2 separate regions of the Homo sapiens genome follow, and region 2 is linked to region 1. The links are chromatin contacts, found by Hi-C or POLR2A ChIA-PET in ENCODE. All regions are on one chromosome and are shown on one strand. The core of a region is the stretch at or near the end of the contact, and the rest is flanking DNA. Distances in the headings are between cores, read along the strand shown. Region 1 has its middle 16 kb from the start of LINC01220. Region 2 has its middle 27 kb from the start of JDP2-AS1.

Evidence for each region. Hi-C counts contacts between places; a loop is a spot of excess contacts on that map. ChIA-PET counts read pairs that join two places held with the same protein, here RNA polymerase II (POLR2A). Pooled maps may share reads with other maps.
Region 2: a map of ascending aorta shows a loop between it and region 1 (9-fold over the local background). The contact joins two enhancer-like sites. A Hi-C loop is called at or near these places in 10 of 168 maps with a recorded cell type or tissue (PC-9, ascending aorta, body of pancreas and 4 more) and 14 of 50 pooled maps. POLR2A ChIA-PET finds 5 or more read pairs at or near these places in 9 of 52 experiments (MCF 10A, OCI-LY7, SK-N-SH and 4 more).

What each region holds. Positions count from the first base shown.
Region 1 is chr14:75,307,148-75,313,728 of GRCh38, reverse strand. No RefSeq gene overlaps it. Among named protein-coding and RNA genes, the nearest start is that of LINC01220, 16 kb to the right of the region's middle. Within about 2 kb of position 2,873, at least 26 of the 41 ENCODE cell types and tissues checked have a DNase peak (open chromatin) inside an H3K27ac peak, as active enhancers do; they include ascending aorta, body of pancreas, gastrocnemius medialis and 1 more, where a contact is called at or near this core.
Region 2 is chr14:75,397,730-75,404,310 of GRCh38, reverse strand. No RefSeq gene overlaps it. Among named protein-coding and RNA genes, the nearest start is that of JDP2-AS1, 27 kb to the left of the region's middle. Within about 2 kb of position 3,935, at least 26 of the 41 ENCODE cell types and tissues checked have a DNase peak (open chromatin) inside an H3K27ac peak, as active enhancers do; they include ascending aorta, body of pancreas, gastrocnemius medialis and 1 more, where a contact is called at or near this core.

The DNA.
Region 1 (6,581 bases), core at 1,624-4,123:
ACCACCATGCCCGGCTAATTTTTGTATATTAAGTAGAAACGGGGTTTCACCATGTTGGCCAGGCTGGTCTTGAACTCCCGACCTCAAGTGATCCACCTGCCTCCGCCTCCCAAAATGCTGGGATTACAGGCATGAGCCACTGCGCCCAGCCTCATACTCTGTTCTTTGTGTACTTTGTGGTTTCATTCCATTTTAAAGCCAAATCTCTGCTAATACACACCCATGATGCTCATTGTTCTTCCCCATTGCATGTCATTGTGACATCATGCAATGCCATGATAAGGCGATTTACCAATTGCACATTCTAATTGCTCTCAGAGCATAATATTCATTAGCAATTTTCTTTCATAAGCTTCTTAGCAATAATGTTTCCTCCAATGCAGTATAGCATTCAAAGGTGGAACTTTGGAGTCAGATGAACTTGGGTTGAAATCCTGACATTACTACTTACCAGCTTTGTGACTTGAGGCAAGCTGCTAAACTTCTCTAGCTATAACATTATTCTCATTTTATCAATCAGGAAACAAAGAACCAGAAAGACCAAATCAGTAATCGTGAGTCTCATATTGTTATCTATAAAAAAGCTGCACCTTGCAAGGAATGAAAAGATAAGGTGTGTACCACATTTAAATTGGTGCTTGCCACATGCTAATATATGCTAATAAAACATTTTGTAATGATAAAAGTGATGGTAGTGATGAATGGCTTATTTCTTTATTTTATTTTATTTGAGTCGGAGTCTCACTCTGTTGCCCAGGCTGGAGTGCAGTGGTGTGATCTCAGCTCACTGCAACCTCCGCCTCCCAGGTTCAAGTGATTCTCCTGCCTCAGCCACCCGAGTAGCTGGGATTACAGGCATCCACCACCACACCCAGCTAATTTTTGTATTTTCAGTAGAGACAGGGTTTCACCGTGTTGGCCAGGCTGGTCTCGAACTCCTGGCCTCAAGTGACCTGCTTGCCTCAGCCTCCCAAGGTGCTGGGATTACAGGCGTGAGCCACTGCACCCGGCCAATGGCTTATTTCTTTAAATAGAAAAAAGAAATGCATTGAATAAATCATTGACAGTTAATGGGACTCTCTGGTGATGAACCTGGGTTCTACCCATGCCTGGAGGCTCCAGGTCCCATAAGCTTCCACCCAGCATTGTGTTGTAACTGTACCATTTCCCTTCATGAAATTTGAGAGGTGATGTTTTGACATTATTTCATTTTGTTTCATTTCCTCTTGATGGGTGGGCTTAACCTGTTTCTCAATTTAGGCAGAGCAAAAGGGAGAAGTATTTTAAATTGCCATGATAGTCCAAGTTGGTCTTACCTTCAGGCCCCTGAGCACGAGCCCAAAATTCTCTCCAACTCTCCTACGGTATTTGGGTATTTTCCAATTCCTAGAAATGCCAGATATAAATAACCCTTTCCTTAGTTTCCTCCAAAACTCTCCCTTTCTCCTTTCCTTTTGCCTCTTGGCATTTGGGTACCATAACAATGAATTTTGAAATAATACTTTAATCACATTTTATATTCTTGGCCAGGCTCAGTGGCTCATGCCTATAATCCCAACATTTTGGGAGGCCCCATCTCAAATTAAAAAAAAAAAATTACATTCTTATGGTGCATTTCTGTTCACTAAATGCATTCATATCCACTCTTCACAGTTGGCAGTAAGGAAGATAGTGTAAGTTCCATTTGATGGATGATACAGCTGAGGTTCAAAGAGGTGAACCCACGTGCCCTCGATGCTGGCCTTCAAGCCAACACCATTTCCTGCTGCAGCAAGAAGACAGTCTTTACTGACAGACACATTTATTTTTATTATGGTAAAATATACATAACAAAGTTTACTGTTTGAAACTTTTAAAGTCTACAGTTGAGTGGCATTAAGTACATTCGCATTGTTGTGCAACTCTCATCACCATCATCTCCAGAATGTTTCATCTTCCCAAATTGAAACTTCATACTCATTAAATACTCACTCCCCATTTTCCCCTCCCCTCGGCCTCTGGCAATCACCCCTCTACTTTCTGTCTGTTTGAATTTGACTACTCTAGGAAGCTCACATGAGTAGAATCATAAGCTATTTTTCCTTCTGTGTGATAGACACTTTTGCAGCAAGATTTCTGGAGGAAGATGCCAAGATTCTTTCTTCCACTGCATTTGTTTTGGCTCATATTGCCCGTTGGCCAGAAAGAGTGTCTATATCCTAAAGCGGCCCACCTTCAGGGACCTGAACACCATTCAGGCACAGAGTCGGGCTTTGATAGACAAGCCCTGCAAAGCAGATGTTTTCTAACATTTTGCATTGACTGTTGTTCATTCTTCTTGTCTTGCAGGTAATTACTTGAGTTGTCATTATCAGAGTAGAAAAAAAAATGCTCCTGGAGAAGAATATAAGGTATTTCCGTGTTCCACCGCTGAGGTTCCCAAAGCCCTCTCTCTCCTCCATTGGCGTGTGTGTGTGTGTGTGTGTGTGTGTGTGTGTGTGTGTGTGGTTTGGGGGAGTTTTTTATTTTAAAACACTCTGTGATTTACTTCAATTCATCTTTTGCCCAGAAAGCCAACACAGCTGCAAATCCGTTCTGCCCAGAAAGCCTTCTAGCCTTCCCAGAGGCCTCTTTGCCTGTTCAGTGGACACTTCCGTCCCTCTCAGGCCGGCTTCTCCCAGCCCACTGCCCCCCGGGCTGCCTGCCCAGCTCCTGAGAGAAGGCACTGCTCCCTGGAAGTGGCCGAGCCTTCTCTATGGATTTCTGTAACTTGGAGAAGCGCAGGCTCCCCTGGGGCACCCCTGCTCCTCCTCCCCTCCTTGGGCTTCCCCCTCAGAAAGCTGGCTCTGCTGCCCGCTGGTAAACGGACTGGCTGTCACCATGGCAACAGCCTGGCCTGGAGCCGGATGACGCCAGACCTGACTCCCCTTCCCAACCTCACCCAACTCTGTTTGTTTGGGCTCCAGCTGCTTTTGTTGGGCTTTGTTTTGCTTGTCAGTTTGAAACAGCTCCTTTGCTGATTGGCTGCAGGGGGCTGAGATCCGAATCCCTGGGATACTGAGAAGTCCTGCTCCCTGCCCGGGCAGGGTTTCCTGGCACTTTGGAGTATTTCCCCCATCACAGTAACAAGGCCTAAAGAAGCCCTGTTTGATGAACACACACTTGCCCTTTAGGCAAGGCAGAGCCCATAGAGAGACTGAGCATCAGATAATCTGTGAAATGCCCCAATCTGCACACCCAACAAGAACCCTATCACTAAACCATGTTGGCTTCCCGAATGCCACACTTGTGACTAAAGGCCAGCCTGTTACTTGATAAAACGAAAGAAGCATACCATGTCAGAGAGCAGTCCAGGTGTGTAGAAACATCAAAAATAAATAAATCCAGGAAGAAAAACAAACAAGTATGTGGATGTTAAGGAACAGCTTTAGGTGAATGTGGTGACAGACATCCAAGTAATGTTCACCTCAAATTTTGGGGTGGTTTTGCTGCTTTTATTCGGATAACTGTAGAAGCAAGAATCCAGAATATTTGTGACTAATTTGAAAACATGGCGTCTACCCTTTTGCTATTTCATCGGGTTTTTATCTCCCAAATAATCAATTTTAATAATTTGCTTGGTCCTCGATAATCCTGAATTTACTCCCAGGACTATCAGGGAACAAGCAAGTTATTGCTGTGCTTAAAATTTTTGTTTTGTTTTGTTTCACTCTGTCGCCCAGGCTGGAGTGCAGTGACGCGATCTCGGCCCGCTGCAACCTCCGCCTTCTCCCTCAGCCTCCCAAGTAGCTGGGATTACAGGCACCCGCCACCACGCCCAGCTAATTTTTGTATTTCTGGTAGAGATGTTGGCCAGGCTGGTCTCAAACTCCTGGCCTCAATGGATCCGCCCACCTCGGCCTCCCAGAGTTGGGATTACAGGCATGAGCCACCGCACCCAGCCATCTGCTTTGAGATACAAAAAAGATGTTTCTGGCCTGGCGCGGTGGCTCACGCCTGTAATCCTAGCACTTTGGGAGGCCGAGGCAGGCGGATTGCCTGAGCTCAGGAATTCAAGACCAGCCTGGGCAACATGGTGAAACCCCATGTCTACTAAAATACAAAAGAAATTAGCTGGGCGTGGCGGCGTGCACCTGTAGTCCTAGCTACTCAGTAGGCTAAGGAAGGAGAATTGCTTGAACTCGGGAGGCAGAGGCTCATGCCACTGCATTCCAGCACTCCAGCCTGGATGACAGAGCAAGACTCTGTCTCTCAAAAAAAAAAAAAAAAAAAAAAAAAAGATGTTTCTTGTGCATCAACCTTTGAAGCTGTGTAACAGCAGCCTCAGCTCCTCATCTGTAAAATGGGGATAAATAATACCAACAGCCAGGTTATAAAGGGCTTAGCTCAATTTGCATACTTACTGAGCTACTATCATCAGCAACTCCCACCTATGCCTTTTTTCTGATGATCCCGACACTTTTCATAAGAACTGCATCATAGGCCGGGTGCGGTGGCTCATGTCTCTAATCCCAGCACTTTGGGAGGCCAAGGCGGGTGGATCACCTGAGGTCAGGAGTTCAAGACCAGCCTGGCCAACATGACAAAATCCCATCTCTACTAAAAATACAAAAATTAGCCGGGTGTGGTGGTGGGCACCGATAATCCCAGCTACTTGGGAGGCTGAGGCAGAAGAATCACTTGAACCCCAGGGGGCAGAGGTTGCAGTGAGCTGAGATCGTACCACTTCACTCCAGCCTGGGCAAAAGAGCAAAACTCTGAAAAAAGAAAAAGAAAGAAAGAAGGAAAGAAGGAAAAGAAAAGAAAGGAAAAGAAAGGAAAGGAAAGGAGAAAGAAAGAGAGAGATCGCATCATTGCCGGGCACAGTAGCTCATGTCTGTAATCCCAGCATTTTGGGAGGCCAAGGCAGGCAGATTACCTGAGGTTGGGAGTTCAAGACCAGCCTGACCAACATGCAGAAACCCCGTCTCTACTAAAAATACAAAATTATCCAGGCATGATGGCGCATGCCTGTAATCCCAGCTACTCAAGAGGCTGAGGGAGGAGAATTGCTTGAACCCAGGAGGTGGAGGTTGCAGGGAGCCAAGATTGTGCCATTGCACTCCAGCCTGGGCAACATGAGCAAAACTCCATCTCAAAAAAAAATAAAAAATAAAAAATAAAGAATCACATCATTGAGTCAGTTAACACATATTTATTAAACACTCTAATGGGTCAGCACTGTGCTAGGCACTAGGGATAAAATGATAGGCAAGAAAGACACAATCCCTACCCTTTGGGAGCCTCTGGACTAGTAAGGGAGACAGACAATGGTCAAATAACCACACAAAATGTAAAATTACTTCTGTGCCATGTGAGTGAAGCCATCTCAGACCCCCCAGACCAGTTCATCCTGCCGCTGAATACCACGGAGGATCTCAGTCATTGCTGTAATCAGCAGAAAAATTCCCAGCCAAGTCCTGCCTTCATCCCTGATCTGCAGAATCATGAGCTATAGGAAATCAGTGGCTCTTTTAAGCCTCTCCAAAGTAAAAATAATTGCATCTCTCTTAGGTGCCTAAAGCATTAAGAGGACAATTTTTAAAAAGAGGAAATAAACTGCATTTTAGTCCTTTTTTCTAGTTAGGAAACCAGGGCTGAGGTAGGTTTAGATATAAGAATGCAATGATTTGACCTGCTAAATCCTAAAGCCTAAAGTGAATTCCATCTGCCATCCTGCAGAAACATCCTGGCGGTTTCCTTCAAACCTTGTTTTGCTGAAGAGCGCCCTCTTCTGGCTCGGGACCCTTCTCCAGCCACGCTGCCTCCTGCGGCTGCAGCTTTTGGGATTGTAGGCTATGGCGTCCATTCCTCCACCAAACCTGTACTGAGCACTGAGGCCCTGACAATACAGCCGGAATCAGACACCGGCTCCCCCACCTGTGGGGCTGACAATCATTTGAACTGAGTCTCTGAGATTGCAGGGCAAGCACCGTGACTCTCATTTAACAAAGAAGGAACTGAGACAGGGAAGGTGGCTAAAACTTTGCTATGTTATTGATGATTTACCGCTGGATTTTAGGGCTTAGGGAGACAAAGAACCTTCCACTGAACATTAGATTGGGCCCACGTTTCTCACTCTCCAAAACCCACCCTGCCGGTCACCCTCGGTTCCAGACCTCAAGTCCCTTCCATCTTGGGAAGTCTCCTCATGACGCTCCAATGTGCCGTTCTTATTGTCACCTCCGCACTTCCCAAATACCTTTCCATGCCACCTGCCACTTCATCTCTGTAATGACTCTTCTCCAAAGCCCACCCTCAGCTTCCCTCTTCCCTAAGATCTTGTAGCGCCCACTGGAGGGTCCCCTGGTGTCCCTCATACTATGGACTGTAATATACATTTAGAAACAATGTATGGAAGCATTTGGAAAAATATACCTCTTTGTATATGCTGGCCATGGAGGGCAGAGAGTAGTTCCTATCTGACAGGGCTGTTCTTTAACTTAAATGATGAGTTTGAAGCACTTGGCACACAGTAAACACTCAGCACATGATACATATTGTTTAACATGTTCAGTGTGGTTACCTGCTTAAAAAACAGATGGTCCTCATAGCATCTAGTG
Region 2 (6,581 bases), core at 2,686-5,185, 90 kb before region 1:
CACATATCCCTATGCCAAGAGACACTGAATATTCCAAAGAACCCAATTTTGCCCCCATCAACAGCACCCTCAGAAACAAGAATTGTTAGGACTGTCTGACTTTAAATGGAATTCATGCCTCACGTTGAGTTTGAGATTATTCCATGGACTCATCTAATGGCAAAACCAACAATCTTGGTAAAATCTTATTGTTAAAAAGTAGTTTGACAGGGGCTAAGACTGGGTTACTGACCAACTCTGGCAGATGTAAGCAGAATGGGAATTTATTAACAGGATGTTGGATATTCACAAAATCATCAGGTGGACTGGAGGACCAGGGTTGAGGCCATATAGCCAAAAACAGTGCCCAAAATCATAAAATCACATGGCAGAACCTGTTCAGTAAGGAGCCACCACTGCCACCAAGCACTGGGCACCTCATCTTGCCTCACACATGCCCCTGGTACTGAACACCGGGGGCAACCACTGCTGCCCAGGTCTCGAGCCTATTGCTGAGGCTGCCTGGACCAGAGAGCCTGCCCTTCGTGGAGCCTGGTTACAGGCTGTGACCTAGCTACAAGAGAGTCTGGGAAGACAAATGTGTTATTTTGGCTTGAGTTCTATCTATTTAGATAGAAGACTCAAAATAATTATGGTCTAAACAACATAGAACTTTATTTTTTGGCCAGGCATGGCGGCTCACATCTGTAATCCCAGCACCCTGGGAGGCCAAGGCAGGTGGATCACTTGAGCCCAGGAGCTTGAGATCAGCCTAGGCAACACGGCAAGACCCTATCTTTGCAAAAATACAAAAATTAGCCAGGTGTGGTGGTGCACGCCTGTAGTCCCAGCTACTCAAGAGGCTGGGGTGGGAGGATCACTTGAGCCTGGGAGATCGAGGCTGCAGTGAGTTATGATCACGCCACCACACTCCAGCCTAGGCAAAAAAGCGAGACCCCTTTCTCAAAAAAAAAAAAAAAAAAAAAAGAAAGAGTTTTTTTTTTTCTCTATGTAAAAAAGTTTGAAGGCAAACAAAGTTGGAGCGAGACCACTCTGGAGCTCCTTCTGCACTGCCTTTGCACACTGCCTTATGGACCAATAAGGCTGCTTGGGAGCCTGCCATCAAGTCCACATTCCAGATATCAGGAAGGAGAAAAGGGTAAGAAGCAGGCCCCCTCCCTCCCTTTACAACCACTTCCTGGAAATTGCCCATATCACTTCTGTCTCAATGGTTGAAACTTGGTCGCTTGGCAACATCTGGCAGAAAAGAGTCTGGGAAATGTAGTCTTTGGCCCAGGCAGCCATGTGCCCAGCTAAACATTGAGGGTTCTCTTATTAAAGGAGAAGGGGAGAGTGGACATCTGGGGAAGCCACTGGTAGTGTTGGCCACGACAAGTTCTTAGCAATGTTTGCTTTGTGTTCTGGGATGTGAGCTCTGTTCCCCACCATGGCTCAGAAAAGTGTGTGTGTGTGAGTGGGATACTCCCCAAACACAGAAAGGGGGTTCAGAAGCTAGACCACATATATATATATGTGTGTGTGTGTGTGTGAAAATAAATTGAGAACACAAAATGGCCACTACCATTTCTTCTACTCAGTGGTAGGCTGATTTACAGACTCACACAGGATGAGAGCATTCAAATGAAGGCATTTGGCAGAGAAAGACTGGAACATGGAGCAGAAGAGATTTGGAAATAGAGTCGTTTCCATCACGCAAATCTTCATTTTATCACAGGTTTGTGGGACCAGGGCAAGAATTCAAACAACAATTCACATACCATGTATCTAAATATTTAAAAGCTATAAGTCAAGATAAGAAATTATTCAATAAAACCTGTCTTCTTCTCCTGTCTTCACAAATGAACCTCCATAACATTCTGGAAGGCCAGGTATGACTTTAGAATCCTCAGACTCTTCAGACCAGAATGCAGCAGCAGAAGGAAAGGCAGCCCCGCTCAGGGCCTGCCTGCCGTTTGTTCCAACCCTCAGCCAGGGCCCCTTCTCAAGTGCACATGCTTGACACCAGCCTGCACCTCCGGGTTCTGCCCACTGCCCAGTCCCAAGCAGCTATCCCTTGGCCACTGGCTGCACAGGCTACCTTGAGAGGGTGGACCATGGAAACAGGCCCACCCAGAACCTGGAAGTGGGCTTGGGCCATTCGGGCAGAGATTCTGGGGTCCTGAGTATGGAGCATGGGCTGGAAGGGGTGGGTGTGGGCATAGACTCTGTCTGGGCATCACCCTCAGCCCTGAGGACCCCCTCGCCCCAGGGACAAAGGGAGGCCTGCGGGGAAGGGATCTCCAAAGGGCAGGGCTTGCCTGGTCTCAGAGTGGTACTGGGTCACTTTGTCACACTGACTGGGCAGGCTTGTCCATAAAGTGAATTGAGAATAACTGGAAGCTTTTTTGAGAGTTTTCCCTATTCCATCTGGGATCTAAAGATTGCCCCTGGATTACTGACGATGCGAGAGGGATTTCTTTAGCCATGACTCTATGTTGGGGGAGATTCAGCACTAAGTACATTTCTCTTCATCTCTGGAAACAAATCCAAACTATAAAACCAAAACCAAAATAGAACAACGAAAAACAAATCCCTCTTCCTTCCCTTGACACACTCAGCCCATTTCTCTGTCGGTTTCCTTCAGCTCTGACACCCTCCAATCAGGCTCTCTCCCATCGTTCTTCTGCCTTTCCGTGCTCACTTTCCTCCCCCCGCCCTTCTTCCCTGGCTCCTGTCTTAATCCCTGCCATAGCGACAGGGAAAAAAACAACATAACACTGGGGCAGATGAGAGCTGAGTTTCAGAGCCCTACTGAGGAGCGCAGGCTAGCGGGGAACCAGGAGTTTCCATAACGAAACTGACAAGAGGAAAACCTTGAAATCTTGGAGGAGTAATGAGGAAAACCTTGGGGTTAGAGAAAGAAGAGGCCTTCCAAAAGCCCAGAGGAGGCCGAGATAAAAAGAACAAGGAAGGGCCAGGCGCAGTGGCTCACGCCTGTAATCTCAGCACTTTGGTAGGCCGAGGTGGGTGGATCATGAGGTCAGGAGTTTGAGACCAGCCTGGCCAACATGGCAAAACCCCATCTCTACTAAAAATACAGAAATTATCTGGGCGTGGTGGCATGCGCCTGTAGTCCCAGCTACTCAGGAGGCTGAGGCAGGAGAATCACTTGAACCTGGGAGGCGGAAGTTGCAATGAGATGAGATCATGCTGCTGCACTCCAGCCTGGGTGACAGAGTGAGACTCCATCTCAAAAAAACAAAAACAAAAAAGAACAAGGAGGAAGGGCTTTGGAAAGTTGGTAAAAGGTTAATCTATTTGCCCTCCATGCCACTTAGCCCCTGACCATCCCAAAACACAGAAGTCAACATCCTTGGGATGAATTATGAGCAGAGGGAGAAATTCCAGGGCAGGGGAGCAGACATCAGGAAAACTGAGATCCTTCTTCTGAAAGGACATAAAAAGTTAATATTTTTGTAAATTGGAACCCAAGCATTTCAGGCCTGGTGGGATGATAAGGGGTTAAAGCTTCCACGGAGCAAACCTAAAGTAGCTTGGAAGGGTGTGGCCCCCAATTTGATTTATTTTAGAAGCATGGAAAGCCAATGAATGTGCTTCTGGCCACAAGACAGGACAGGTGAGAAAAAAGAAAGGAAAGAGGCCTGGTTTGTGTTTCCTGGAAAGGGAGTGTCGTTACAGCTCTCCTGGGGAGCACACACACGCCTCTCGTAAATGTATATGAGCCCTGATTAGTTGGCTCCTGCTCACCACCCTAGCATGTTCCCAGTGGCTGGCTCCCTGGCGTTCTGGCACTCAGGGCTGCCAACACCTGCCAACAACAAGGAAGCTGGGTATTGGGGCTGCAGCTTTTGGAAGCTGCTTATGAAACAGATGACTAAGCCCTGGGGGCAGGGGGAGGGTGCAGCTCATGCCTAGCTCAGCGAGAACTCAATCCAAGTCAGCCTTGACCCGGTGCCAACCATGTGCCAGGCTAGTCCCTGGGGATGTGAAGATGACGAGGCATGGTCCCTGCTCCAAAGGACCAGGCATGCCCATAAAGAATTGTAATCAGAGGCATGAATCTGCAGAAGAGGAGAATACAGGGTTTGGCAGTGGACATGATTTCCCAGGGGGACAGTGATAGAGGCAAAAGAAGGGGGAAGGGGAGTTTCTCCATTCATGTAGTCAGGCTAAGAGTTTTAGCCTCTTCCTAAAGCACACACCCTCTTCCTCATGCCCTCTTAATCCAGTTAGTCTGGCTTCTGTCACCCAAGTGGCTCTCAGACTCTTTCCTCTTCTCCTGTCTTGGCTCAGGTCCTCATTTCTGGCTTTGGCCCAGGCTCTTTGCACTCAGCACTGCAGACAACTTCCTACAATTCAGGTCCAGTGGGCTTGCCCCCCTCCTTGAAGCTGTCTATTGTTTCCCATTGCCCCAGAATAAAAGCTAAGCCCCAAGGTCCTTCACATTGCAGCCCCAAGCTGCCTAAAGCCGAGGGCTCAAGGAGGCTTCAGTGTAGGTTTGACTCAATAGCACCACAATGTCATCAAAACCCCTTCTTCTTCTTGGTGTTTTCCTCTCTGCCCTCCATGGTGTTGTCTTCATGCTCAGGCAGGCTTTTCTCATGGTGAGAAAACGGCTGCCACAATTCCTGTTTTCACACCTATGCTCCATGCTGTATAGAAGGAGAAAGGGAGAGAGCTTCTTTCCCTGAACCTGCCAGCAAAGTCTTCTCCAGTCTCTCAGGTCAGAATTGGGTCATTTGCCCATCTGCAGGCAAGAAGGGATTTTGCTGATTAGTCTATACTGGGGCTATTTACCCCAAGCCTAGGCCAGGGTGGAGTCGACTTCCTCCAAAAAATATGGGAAGTGTAGGGAGGGTGGATACCCCAAGGAAAATGGGGTAGTTACTGAGAGAGAATGGATGCTGAAGAGGCCACCCTTCCAGCATCTCCTCCCGACAAGCCCCACCCAGCTACTTCTTTTTCCCAAACACGTCATGTTCTTTGGTGTCTCCCAAGCCTTTGCACATGCCTTCCCTTCACCTGGGATGGCTTTTCATTCCTCTTGCTCAGTGAATGCCTACTCATTTCTCAAATGCTTGCCCATCACTTTCCCTATTCTTTAGATACTGCAGTCAACTTAAGGACAGGTTCTTATTCACTCCTAGCATAATGCAATACCTGGCAAAAAGTAGGTGCTCAATAAATGTTTATCAAGTTAATGAACACTGCTGATGAGACAATAGCAAATCCCAAGTTCACAACAAAGAGCTAGTATGTCTTCAAAATCTCTTCCCAACATCTAAAATGTAACAAATATAAGTAGAATTGTAGTGTATAAAGCTAGGATGGGTTCAGGTAAAGAAATGTTGAGGGGCCAGAGTTTGTCCAAGCATCTCTAGCATCATCCCAGAAAAAGGGCTCCCTCCCAGGCTGGCAGGAATGTTTTAGTTCTCCTGGCAGGTTTGTAGGTCCTGAAATGGAAAGGGACCTATCAGGCTCTCATAGTCCGATCCATTAATCTTCTAACCATTTAGACTAGCCTACTGGGAAGAGATTGAAATGGTCAGCCAACTCAGGCACTCTCATCTGGCTGACAATTATAGTCTTACTGTTCTTGAATAACTTGGCCTTCTGGTTTACCAGAGAATCTGCATTTCATTAGCATGGTTTGGTCTCTGAGACCAACACTATCAGTTGCTTCCTCGCTATTTTCTTCCTTAGTCACAGAATCCCTGAATTTTAGCCAGCGACTTGGTCACCTAGAACACAGAGTACATTTCTCAGCCTCCCTTGCAGCTAGATAGGGCCATATGACTAAATCCCGACAAATGGATGTAAATAAAAGTAATATGTGTGTAACTTTTTGGAAGTGCCATGAAAAGGTGGTAGTGTGTCCTTCTTCCCTTTTCCTTTTCTGCAGGCTGGAAGGTGGTCGCACTGGCTGGAGCTGGAGCAGTCATCTTGGACTGTTGTGGAATTTGGAAATATAGCCCATGCATGGTGGACCAACAGATAGAAGGAACTTGGGTTAAATATTGCACAAAGAGCCATATCAGTAGCCCTCAAGACCTACCTAAGCATTTACATAAGAGAAATGCATTTCTCTCTCTCTCTCTCTCTTTTTTTTTTTTTTTTTTTTTTAGAGATGACGTCTCGCTTGTCTCTTAAAGTTGGGCAACATAACAAGATACCATTTCTAAAAAAAAAAATTAGCTGGCACAGTGATGTGTACCCATAGTCCAAGGTACTTGGGAGACTGAGGTGGGAGGATCACCTGAAGCCAGGAGGTTGAGGCTGCAATGAGCTATGATCACGCCACTGTACTCCAGCCTGGGCAACAGAGCAAGACTCTGTCTCTCTTAAAAAAATTATATTAATTACATGTTGAAATAATAATGGTTTAGCTATATTGGGTTAACATATGCTTTTTACTTTTTAAAATGTTACTACTAGAAAATTTTAAGTTACATTTATGGCTCACACTATATTTCTGTTGGACAGTGCTTCCCTGGGCCTTGTCCCCTCTGTCTGAACTGATAATATCAGATTACTGAGCCATGTAAAGCTGAGAGATGATTAGAAACTGAGCTCACACTCAC